Regions from separate parts of the Homo sapiens genome. Here region 2 is linked to region 1. Evidence: chromatin contacts called from ENCODE Hi-C or POLR2A ChIA-PET data. All regions are on one chromosome and are shown on one strand. The core of a region is the stretch at or near the end of the contact, and the rest is flanking DNA. Distances in the headings are between cores, read along the strand shown. Region 1 holds the start of LINC01023 (long intergenic non-protein coding RNA 1023). Region 2 overlaps FER (FER tyrosine kinase).

Evidence for each region. Hi-C counts contacts between places; a loop is a spot of excess contacts on that map. ChIA-PET counts read pairs that join two places held with the same protein, here RNA polymerase II (POLR2A). Pooled maps may share reads with other maps.
Region 2: a loop to region 1 is called in a pooled map, with 2.3 times the contacts of the local background. The contact joins the enhancer-like site here to the promoter of LINC01023 in region 1. A Hi-C loop is called at or near these places in 1 of 168 maps with a recorded cell type or tissue (CD8-positive, alpha-beta T cell) and 2 of 50 pooled maps. POLR2A ChIA-PET finds 5 or more read pairs at or near these places in 7 of 52 experiments (GM12878, HEK293T, MCF 10A and 4 more).

Annotation. Positions count from the first base shown.
Region 1 is chr5:108,723,127-108,729,559 of GRCh38, forward strand. LINC01023 (long intergenic non-protein coding RNA 1023) reads right to left here and starts at 5,135. Exons shown (of 1, transcript NR_046368.1): 1 at 4,699-5,135. It overlaps LOC107986440 (a long non-coding RNA gene), which reads right to left and starts at 1,138. Exons shown (of 4, transcript XR_001742836.2): 1 at 724-1,138. RefSeq lists enhancers at 4,378-4,959, 4,799-5,098.
Region 2 is chr5:108,783,914-108,790,006 of GRCh38, forward strand. All of the region lies in intron 2 of FER (FER tyrosine kinase), which reads left to right. It also overlaps the pseudogene RACK1P1. Among named protein-coding and RNA genes, the nearest start is that of FER, 39 kb to the left of the region's middle. Within about 2 kb of position 4,363, at least 2 of the 41 ENCODE cell types and tissues checked have a DNase peak (open chromatin) inside an H3K27ac peak, as active enhancers do.

The DNA of each region.
Region 1 (6,433 bases), core at 3,885-6,384:
GAAACACAACTAACTCATAGTGAGAAAATATTTACTACAAAATATTAAGAAAAAGATCGAAGGTAAGTTCAATAGAAAAATGGTCGAGAAACTTGACCAGATATGTAGGATACATTTTGACCAGATGTCAAAAAAGAGGATATCTTTTCATAAACACATGAAAAGGTGCTCTACCTCATTATGAATCAGGAAAATACAAATTAAAGCCACTACAAACCCACCAGAATGGCTATATATAAAAAAGACTAAAAATACCAAGTGTTGCCAAGAATATGAAAATTCAAGAACTCTCATAGACTGCTGGTGGAGATATAAGTGGAGAGCCACTTTGGGAAACAGTTTGGTATTTTGCTATAAATTTGTAGAATGTGTTCTCTTTAATGCACCAATTTAATTCTAGATACATACGCAACAAAAATGTATGCACATGTGTATCAACAGGCATTGTCATTGACCAAAACCAGAAACAAGCAAATGTTCATCAACGGTAGTGATACATTCACAGAATGTAAAACAATACAACAGTGCAAACAAATAAAATGTAATGTATGCAATGATACAGATGAATCTCATAAACATAATTTTAAGCTACAGAGAAAAGACCACGCAGTGTATAATTTCATTTATATAAACTTCAAAAACAAGGAAAACTAAACTCTAGTGTAAACAGATGCACATTTTTGTGGTAAAAGATAAAAAAGGACCAGGCATGGTGGCTCATACCTGTAATCCCAGCTACTTGGGAGGCTGAGATGGAGAGTTGCTTGAGCCTAGGAGTTTGAATCAGCAGTGAGCTATGATGGTGCCAGTGCACTCCAGGCTGGGTGGCAGATTGAGACCCTGTCTCTAAAATAAAAATAAAAATAAAAAATAGAGAATAAACAGAACAAAAATGTGACTACGTATTACCCATAAATGTCAGGAAGGGACTACACTTAAGAAGAGAGGAAGCTGTGGATGGGGATGGGCATGGAGGTAGGGGTGCTTCTGAGCCCTACCAATATTCTACTTCTTGACCTTGATTGGTGATTATACAGTGTTCCTATTATAGTAATTCATTAAACAGCATACTTATGTTTTTATGCAATTATTATAATATGTTTTCATTTAACAATAAAAACATTTTTTAAAAAGTAAAATATAACAGCTTCTAAAAACTTCTGACTTTTTAAACTTTGAAAGATGTTCAAGAATTTTTTGTGTCAGAATGTCCTGATTTTAGAAATCTTTTGAAAATCAAAGATACAAAAGACATTGCAATGATAAAAATCTACGAAGTACATATATCTGTGCATAAAAATTTGATCAAAGTCACTCATTTAGCAAATTCACTTCTCCCAAAGGCTATCAGTCTTAATACTCTTTTTCATAATGTTACTATACCTTTGCTTTAAGATAATTTATGCTTCATTCACTCAAAGCTAACTTTTAAATTTTAAACAACAAATCCATAGGTCATAAAGAGGGCACATTCTAAGACGAAAGAACATTCCAGAGTCTGGTAGCATTATTTCAGAGTTTAATAAGGAGTTTAAAACATCTAATTTTGTAAAACTTCTGCTAATTTGATATTAACTATTTCTAGAACAAAATGCAAAAAGCAAAGCATTTACTATTGAGTTTCTAATAGTCATTGGGTGGGCAAGTGTCAAGAAAAGAAAATTGATTAATGTAATATAGAATAAATCAGTGTCCTCAACCAGGGACAATTTTGTCCTCCAGGAGACATTTGGCAACGTCTGGAGACATGTATGTTTGCCACAATGAAGAAGGGGTAGTACTAATGGCATATAGTGGATAAAGGCCAGGGATGCTGTTAAGCATTGTACATTGCATAGGACAGGCCCTGTAAAAGAAATCAATGACACTTGCTAAAGCATGGCAAGGAGGACTTTATTCAAGATCATTGCCATAGGTATAGGGACTATTGCAATAAGATTTTGCAGTTGGGGAGAGAGATTGTGCTCAACTCTGTATATAGCATGGGGCAAGTGGGAATTTATAGAGAAGGAGCAGGGTAGGAGAAGTGAATGGACAACTGCTAAGAGGAAGCATCAAGGGTAAGGAGGGTTCTGGCTAACACAACCTAACAGGATTCTTGCTTATGACAGGCTAGGGTTATTAGATTTCGTCTAAGGGATGTTGGAGGATGAGGAACATATTGATGGTGATCATATATCAAGGATGCGGGTGATGGGGGGCAGTTGCTAAACTGACTCAACAGTTTGTTGCTAAATCTGATTTTACAAGAAAGTATACAGACAGGCCTAGGAGAAGGTTCAGGAGCCTGAATAAAGTTTGGTCAAGCAAAGAATTTTTATCACCCTCCATAACAAGGAAGTACCTGGCCCGATATGTAAACAGTGCCCAGGATGAAAAACCTTAGAATAAATGAATAAATGAATCAAGGAGTTATCACATATTGTTAAGCAAAAAAGTAGATTATAAAAGATTAAAATTAGTGTGATTCCCTTTTTGTAAAAAACCCCAAACAACTGTGCATATGTAATGTGTGTGTATGTATATGTATTCACAAAAATGTTAACAATTATTAGCTCAGAATGATGAAATCATGGATGAATTTTACTTACTTTTGCTTTATTTTGTTAATCTGTAATTTCTTATTTTTCCATAGTTAATTACATTACTTGAACAATAAGAAAAATACAGTTTGGTTTCTACCAAAGAAAGAACATTGACTGTGGCATCAGAAAGAGCAGGGTTTGAACACTAGTTGTATCTCTCACATTTTAATCTTCTGAGATAATTGTCTTGCTGGTAAATGCGGAAATAATACTTCACAGGCTTGCTCCTTTTCTCCTGTTTAGTTTAAATACAACTATATACATATATACACACACATATCACTGCAATAGAAAAAAAAACTGAATAAATTTATTTTACAAATATCTTTAATGTGTGAGAAAAGTATATTTATTTACAGGGTAAGAAGATTGATGATGATGTGTGAGGATTCTGAAGGGGATCGCTAGGCATTTTCAAAGACTGGATAAGTTAGCCTCCCACTTATCCCTATTTCACCTAAAAACTGATTTAACAATGATTTGTTTTTTTGCCAGGCATTGAGCTAAGTAAAAGAACAAATGAAGAAACAAATTTAAAAACTCAATCTCTATCCTCAAAGAAGTCTAATTAATAAGTGGAGAATGACACAAACAACAAGTCATAATGCAATGTATTAAATACTATCATAGACATATTCACAAAATATTATGGGAACAAAGAGGAGGAACTGAGTTTCTTACTAGTATCCTATAGCATAATACTATGCTCATGTTATTATAATTTGATCTCTTCTTTGGTTCTAAAATAGATTGGTGAAGCACCTTTCTAACCATAAACAGGAAAGAGGAGAAAAAAAGTAATGAATATGAATGTACAGAAGGTGCCTAAAGTAGAATCACAGTGCTGTGAGCAGTAACAAGCAGAAGAACTTAAAGGATAAGCTATGTACAAAATCTCCCTGAAGGCAGGAAGGCAGGTGGTGGAGTGAAGTTGAGTCAGCCTCCATCCTGTTACCATCAGATGGTTCTCAAATGCCTGGCTGGCATCTGGACTGGGAGAACAGCAGATGAAAGGACCCAGAGTGGGAGGAAAATGAATCAGTATGCGATCAGCAAATTGTACCTTGGATTGGGATAGGATTCTTATAATTTAAAAATGTGCCTATATTCAATAACTGCAACTATTTAGAGTAATGGTAGCCTACTGTATTATCAGGAAGTGGTTAAAGAGTAAACATGTTCTGGAGGCAGGGAGATACTTGGGATACAGAAATGAGCGTGCTGAGTAAGAACACAATTGCTTCAGAATGTGCAATTCAACGCTGAATACAGGGTTCCAAATGCAGTTAACATCAACTAAAGAATTTAGCGAAAGGGTGTAGCAGAGTGTAAGTTGGAATTAAATATGGGTCCTTGGTCTGATAGAGAACATTTCAAGCAAGTTCGTTGTTTATATCTGACTTAGAAGGCAATGAGAAACCATACAAGATACGATACTGCTTTCTTCACATTTTCAAAAATATCTATTTTGATCAAAAGGAGTTAGGAAGAACCTGCATGGTGGACTATAACAGATAATAATGGAAGGACTATTCGGACCAAAAATAGTTACCAGTTTCATTGTCCTACTATGTGGAGGGGACAGAGCTGAGAGAAGGGGAAGAGAATAAGGCATTGAGTGGCGTTCTACTACTGGTGTGTGCCAAATACCAATTTCAGCATAAGGACTCAACCCGGAAGGAGCCAGCTGGAGTCCTTATGCTATTCCCGAGGCCTGAAACACGAGTCTAGCTGGTTCGGCCTCATCTGTCAGGTCACAGCTGCAATATTACTTCCTCAGGGAAGCCCTTTCTTTCTTCCTCTTCTCCATCTCCACCCCCTTCCCAAAAGGGCCTCCCGCTATAAGCTCTCAAAGTTGTAATTACATGTGTCTTGTAGTTAACTATTTAGAGTCTGTCTCCACGTCCAGGCTCCAACCAACCTCTCATCCTCAAATGTCTTCACAAGGTCGGTGATCTTGGCAGTTTTACTGACCAAAGAGTGGGGGCTCATCTCCAGCACCTTGCAGTATTGACAGGAAAGTCACTGAGTAGCAAATGAATGCATGAATGAGCTCGTGTTGTTAATATTGCCAGGCCCACAGGAAGCACCCAACAAAGAGCAATGATTGGTGTTCGCGTTCATTATCTCATTTAATTCTTACAAAACCACGGCAAGGATTCAACCCCACAACTGCTGTCTAGAAAACCGAGGAAAGTGACGCAACCCGCGGGAGGTCTGACGGCCCGAGAGCCGCAGCGCCAGGCCCGGGAGCCAGCCCCGTCCACTTCCCCGGTGGATTCTTCTCCGTTCCCCGCCGGCCGCCCCAGGTGAAGCTCCTTTCCGCCGTCAGAAGGAGGCTCCCAGCGGGAAGCAGCATCGAGGGCGACCCAGGGCCAGCACGGGAAATGCCAGGGACCGCGTCAGCCGAGCCTGCTGGAACCCCGCTCCTCGCTGCAGACGCCGTTCCGCCTGAGGACAGTACTCGGGCATGGGGAGTCAGGTGCCCGCCACAGGAACGCAAGAGACCGCGCCGGACCAGCGAAAAAGCTCCATGCTCTCCTGGTTTTCCAACCCGACGCCGCGGCCTGCGGCCACTCTAGGACGCCGGAGGGTCCTCCTCTCAGTGGTTGGGGCTGGGCCGCCCTGCGCCGGGAGCCGCCCACCTTCGGGCTGGGCCGGGCCTGGCCAGAGTCTGGGCTAAGCGCAGGGCCTGCATGAATCTTCAGCCTGGGAGGTGGGGCAGGAGCACGGAGAAGTCTCGAAGAAGTGGAGGAAGCACGCACTGGCTGCCGCGGGAAAAGCTCAGCCAGCAACTGTATCAGCTTTACATTCGACCCTCCTTTGCTGCATGGCAAAAAGAAAATAAACTACCATTTCTTAGTTCGTGTTTTATTTTCAGCTATTTCTTGTTTCCTTGGTTTCGATTCTAATTATTGCTGTAGACGCCTTCAGGTGGTGGAAGCCAAGGCAAGGAACCCCTGACCGCAATTTCCTAACCTTTGGGCAGAGTGTGGGGTGTGGGGACTCCCCGCCTGCCTTTCCCCGCCCCCCCTTCATAGAGACCTAAAAACCTTTAAAAAGGATCTAACACTAGCTCTATTATCTACCCTGTAGCCTACTCAACTAATTAATTCAGACATTTATAATTACACACCAAAAAAAAAAGAGAGAGAGAAAAAAAGTTAAACCGTTGGAACTACAAACATTAAACATGAGCAGTTCTTAGGGCCAAAATCTCTGAATGTGACTGCGACAGATCGCACTTGAAACGCCTGTATGAGGTAAACGGAAATGGCCAGAGAAAATGAACTGACGGGTATGTGTATTTCCAAATGTACTACTATCAGCTAAAAAAGAAACTTCAATGATTAGGTTTATTGAGGTGACATGCAATAATTCTTAAATGTTCTGCAATTAGAAGTTTCTACGTCATGAAGGCAGTTTAGAAGATTACAGCAAAATGGTGAAGCATGACTTCTTCATATGCTTATTCTTCATTCAAAAGCCGTTTGCAGGTTCCCCAGCTTAAAAAGAAGCCTAATTTCACTTATTTTGAAGAGTACTCTGATAAATATGAATACCGAAATCAAATGTTGCTTTGTGTTTAGACAGTTATAGATAGAAAATTCTCGCATGGGCCAGCAAAGAGGTATGGGTAATTTAAGAAGAAAAAAAAAAAAGTTGATGCCCCTGGCTGGTGAAAAACCCCAAGGAATTCACTTTCAGCTGGAAATTTTAGAGCTATTTCGCAATACTTATTAACGAGCTTATTGTATTATTCATTTTAGAAATCTGATTTCGCAATCTTTTATTCGTAGTGGCTCCCTCTAATAACGTCCTCATTTTATCGCTATGTGCATAATGAT
Region 2 (6,093 bases), core at 3,113-5,612, 60 kb after region 1:
TATCTAGCAAAACTGGGTTTGGCTTGCCAGTTCTGACTGCCTGTTCTGATGTCTGTGGGTAGAGAAGGAGATCCTCAGACCTGTGAAGGCTGAGGTTCTTGACTGGTTCCTGACTAGGCCCTCTGGTTTCATGCCTGTCTTTGTTTCTCTTGATGGAAAAGGGGAATCTCGATTTGCCATCATCATGACTGAGCAGATGACCCTTTGTGGCACCCTCAGGGCCCCAACGGCTGGGTAAACCAGACCACTGCTACTCCACAGTTCCTGGACAAGATCCTGTCCACCTCTCAAGACAAGAGCATCATTACGTAGAAATTGAGCAGGGAAGATTCCAACTATGGCATCCCACAACATGCTCTGTGGGGTCACTCCCACTTTTTTAGTGACTTGGTCACCTCCTCAGATGGTCACATTACCCTCTCAAGCTCCTTGGATGGAACCCCATGCCTCTAGGATTTCACAATGGGCATCACCGTGAGACAATTTGTGGGCCATACCAAGGACGTGCTGAATGTGGCCTCCCCTGACAACCAGCAGATTGTCTGTGGATCATGAGATAAAACCTCAAGTTATAGAAAACCCTGGGTGCCAAGACCAGCTTGTTCGTGGAGACCCTAACTCAGCGGCGCTAGAGGAATTAAAGACGCACACACAGAAATATAACATGTGGAGTGGGAAATCAGGGGTCTCACAGGCTTCAGAGCTGAGAGCCCCAAACAGAGATTTACCCACATATTTATTGACAGCAAGCCAGTGATAAGCATTGTTTCTGTAGATTATAGATTTACTAAAAGTATTCCTTACGGGAAACAAAGGGATGGGCTGAAACAAAGGGATGGGCTCTGGCTAATTATCTGCAGCAGGAACATGTCCCTCAGGCACAGATCGCTCCTGCTATAGTTTGTGGTTTAGGAATGCCTTAAGTGGTTTTCTCGCCCTGGGTGGGCCAGGTGTTTCTTGCCCTCATTCCGGTAAACTGACAGCCTTATAGCATGGGAGTCATGGCCATCATGAACATATCACAGTGCTGCAGAGATTTTATGGCCAGTTTTGGGGCCAGTTTATGGCCAGATTTGGGGGCCTGTTCCCAACACCTGGGTGTATGCAGATACACTGTCTAGTATGAGAGTCACAGAGTGGGTGTCTTGTGTTCGCTTCTTGCCTAACAGCAGCAACCCTATCACTGTCTCCTGTAGCTGGGACAAGCTGGTCAAGGTATGGAATCTGGCTAACTGCAAGCTGAAGACCAACCACATTGGCCACACAGGTTATCTGAACACTGTGACTATGTCTCCAAATGGATCCCTCTGTGCATCTGGAGGCAAGGATGGCCAGGCCATGCTGTGGGATCTCAACGAAGGCAAACACCTTTATATGCCAGATGGTGGGGGCATTATCAACACCCTGTGCTTCAGCCCCAACTGCTACTGGCTCTGTGCTGCCATGGGCCCCAGCATCAAGATCTGGGACTTAGGGGTAAATATCATCGTAGATGAACTGAAGCAAGAAGTTATTAGTACTGGCAGCAAGGCAGAACCACCCCAGTGTACCTCCCTGGCCTGGTCTGTTGGTGGTCATTTGTTTGCTGGCTACACAGACAACCTGGTGTGAGTGTGGCAGGTGACATGGGCACCTGCTAGAAGTTTATGGCAGAGCTTTAGAAATTAAGAAACGAACAAACTGGAAAAAAAAAAGTGGGGAGTCTCAGGCCTTATGGTGAAGGAGAGTGTTTCCCCTGGCTGTTTGTTTTTGTTGAGGTTCCTAGTTAATCTCTCTTGCTGGTGGTGTCTGGCTTCCTTGATATTTGTCAGAGGGACATCTATTCTATTCTGGGAGGAATTAGCCTGCATGGGCTGCCTTCTGCCCCTAGGCTGTGGCTGGGAAAAACCAGGTCTGTGTGGCCTTCTTCACTTGGGTGAGGTAGGCGTAAGTCATCCTGCCTCTGTGCTGTTCTTCTTGTTGTAGGGTTACAAAGGAGTTTGCCTTCTTCTTTCCACCTTCCAGAGTTCTTCGTTTGTCTCTTGCAGTATTTGTTTATATTTGTGCTTAGTGGGGATTAACTGGAAAAAATGGTCTGTGCCATCTTGTCTGGACCACAAGCTGGGTTTTCCTTCTAATTTCAGTTTCTGTGGCATGTGAGTGTGCAGGTAAACAAGTGGAGAGATACTCAGCAACACCCTGAGTTTGGCTTTGTTGGAGGCCCTGAGATTTACTCACTTTTAAAAGAGTTCATTAAACATCCTCTATGCCTGGACTTAAATTTCATTCACCAGTTCATCATAGAGTTCTGGAAAATTGTAAGCCAGTGCTGTCCTCCCTATGTTTTCTAAAGCCCTATGCTGGTACAGAGGGACTTTCTCTTTAGATATTTTCTTGACTTTCCCTAGTTTGGTCTATTCACTCTCTGCCTGCTTCTTTTCATATTGGAGTATCCAGTGTGAAGTCTCAGGATTTTGTTAACTTTTCTTTGCCAGAATATCTTCTGGCCTGGTTGGGGTAGTATTGGACTCACTGAAACCATGCTGTGAAACTTACGGAATAAGGTTGTACTCCTTTATTTGTTGGTGATATGTTTAAATTTTTGTTTTGTGTTTTTTCTTTTTTTGAGACGGAGTCTTGCTCCATCACACAGGCTGGAGTGCAGTGATGCGAGGGGGGCTCACTGCAAGCTCTGCCTCCCGGGTTCAAGTCATTCTCCTGTCTCAGCCTACCAAGCAGCTGGGGCTACAGGAGCCTGCTAGCACGCCCAGCTAATTTTTTGTATGTTTAGTGGAGACAGGGTTTCACTGTGTTAGCCAGAATGGTCTCGATCTCCTAACCTCGTGATCCGCCCACCTCAGCCTCCCAAAGTGCTGGGATTACAGGCATGAGCCACCGTGCCCGGCCAAATTTTTGTTTTTTCTTAAACCCTATTTTTTTTCACTATTGTCAGTAGGAGCTTTTGAAGTACTGCTTGATGATGAGATTTTTGCAGTTTTTACATCTTCCTCTAACTTTTGACATTGCTAATGATGGTGGTGGCAGCCTATCTGGAGCAGCTGCTGTGGAGACGCCAGCTGTGGCTGGGGAGGTGTGGCCAGGGCTGCACCCATCGGGGCTGTGCACTCTGCAGAGCCAGCAGGGGCTGGGAACAGGCGGGAGCTTTGTGCTCCTGGGTGCAGCTGCAGCTGCCCAGCTGCAGCTTGGGGCCCAGGAAGCCCCCTGCCCCTGTAGGCTTGAAAGTGCCTGCTCTCACCCCCTGGCCTCTCCCTGCTTCTGGCGCCTGCTCCAGGGTGGAGCAAAGCTGTGGCCAAGTCCAGGCACTGTTGCAACCCGGCCAGGTATGTGCATGCTCAGAGTGGTGCTGATATGCCAGCCCCTTGCCACCATCGTCCCCTCTGGACTTTGGGTATCGACAAGCGTAGGAGGGGGGCCGCAGGGGCTGAGGGCAGCTTGGCACCAGCCTGCAGGCGCCTCTTGGGACAGTCAGTTTGGGTGCCGTGGATGGCATGTTAAAGGCAGACAGGTTCCTAGGCAGAAAGGGGTGGGTCCCTGGTGAAACTTTACCTCAGGCCAGCGATGGCCTGAAGCCTGGGGGCTGGGCTGCCAGTTCTAGGTGAAGTCCGTGGCCCAGAGTGAGAACTTCATTGATGACTGTTTGGCAAATTTGATGGGGCTTTTTCTAGGCCCACCATGGCTGCCCATGGATGAATCAGTATGCAGTTCCCTGATTCTGAGCACATAAAAATCCCAGGCTCAGCCAGACACACATTAATCCAGATGACCTGCTTGCAGAAAGGAGCTACCCACTATGGGTCTCCTCCGCTGAGAGCTGGATGCTTGTTGGGACAACCTGCCTGTGGAAAGGAGCTGCCCACTACAGGTCTCCTCCCTTCTGAGTTGGGCACACATTGGGACAACCTGCCTGCAGAAAGGACCTACCCACTTTGAGTCTCCTGAGAGCCATTCTGTCGCTCAGTGAAGCTCCTCTCTGCCTTGCTCATCCTCCAGTTGTCTGCATACCTCATTCTTTCTGGATGTGGGACAAGTGCTTGGGACCTACTGAATGGTGGGACTAAAAAGAGCTGTAACACGAGCACAGTAGAAACATGCCCTCCAGTCACTACGCTGCGTGCAACGAGAAAGAGAGAAGATCTGTGGCCCTTCTGGGATTCCAGAGCTTGGGGCTACCTGAGCCAGGACTGTGACATGCTGTAACACCCTTTTTGGGACTCTGTGGTTCCTGGTATCTCTGAGCTTTCTGGTGCCATCGTTTTCCCCCTGTCCAGATGCTACTGAAGCTACGTGTTGTATGTCTGGTCCAACTGCAGCCTTGCACAGAGCCAGCGCCTGTGCTGGTGCCTGCCTGGAGCTGCCTGTCCTGCAGCAGCTGGTGTGCCTGGCTGTACACAGTGGACAGATCCCGCGCTTGCTCACTCACACACCCCTTGCTGCTCCACTCCTGGCTCACCCTTGGCATGTGTGGGATCCAGGCCAGTAGTGTGAGCTGAGTGCAGCCTGCCAGGCTGAGTGGATGGAATGAGTTCAGCGGGCACAAGTGAAACCCAAGCAGAGGCACCACTGGCTACAGAGGTTTCTGGCTGGCAAAGCAACACCCTAATGATCCTGCGACACTAATATCTTTTTTTTTTTTTCCCTCCTGATGCCTGTGACTCTGCCAGACCCCTGTTATCTTTTTGCTTACTTAATTTCTATCCTTTGGTTGGTTTCTCCTCCTTTCAGTCTTGGACTGCCAGGTTCTCATGGGTTTTATCCTTGACTCTCTGCTTTTCTGTCAACATTCAGTCTGTTGGTTTCATCTGTCACCTTTAAGTAATTGACTCTTGAATTTGGATTTTTAACCTTAATATTTTACCTAAAGGTAAAACTTGCAGCTGAAACGATTATAGTTTACTCAAAGTAGTTCCATATTCTTGTTCTTTCATTTCTATTGATACTGTCATGATTATTGATTTCTAAAGCCTTAAAAATTTTATTGAATTGTCTCTCTTTTGTTCACTAAATCCATTCACTAGGTCAAGAATCTTTCATTTTAATTCGCATTGACATTGTCAATTCTAGATCTTCATTTCTCAAGCTATGTTGGTATAATGGCTTCTTATGTCTTATTAGCTCCCAAATCAAAATCTATCTTTGTGTCTCTTTGTCCTTCTGTTTATTGAACGATAACATACACACAGAAAAGTGTACAAATCATAAGTGTTCAGCTTGATGAATTTTCACAAACTGACCATACTTGTGCAGCTAGTACCAACAAATTAATCTTTTTAAACTATTGTATTCATGATCTTGGTTTTCAAAAATTGTAACCTTGTGTTAACAAAAATTAATTTAAGGAGTTTGGGCTTTATTGGTTTCTTGAGCAGAGGACTAGCAGAAGATAAATTGGCATGCCATCTCCCACTACTTGTCACATAGAGTTTAATTTTGGAGATGTTTGCTATTTTAACTGTATCTCATACTCACTTTTTTTTTTTTGCCTTATACATCTCTATTTCCTGAAATACATTTCCCATTTGACTTTCTATATTCTAAATCATGATCATTATTTCAGTCCTAATTCATATCTTGCCATTTCTAAGAAATTTTCTGGGTTATTCCAGCTTTAATTAACTTGCAGTAATATTTGCAATAACAACAACAAAAACCCAGGAGATATCTGAAATATCTACCAACAGGAATTTTCTTTTTCTTCTTCTTCTTTTTTTTTTTTAAAAGACAGTGTCTCATTCTGTTGCCCTGGCTGGAGTGCAGTCTTGGCTCACTGCAACCTCCGCTTCCCAGGTTCAAGTGATTCTTGTGTCTCAGACTCCCAAGTAGCTAGGACTACAGGTGCACGCCACCATACCCAGCCAATTTTTGTATTTTTAGTAGAGATGGGGTTTTGCCATGTTGGACAGGCTGGTCTCGAACTCCTGACCTCAAGTGATCCACCTGCCTCAGCCTCCCAAAATGCTGGGATTACAGGTGTGAGCCACCACACCTGGCCCACCAGCAGGAATTTTTGATGAGAGAAAGGTAAACATTGTTATTACAATGCATTTAGAAACAGAAGTGATATTTTTCCAAGTTACAGAATAAAATGAACCACAA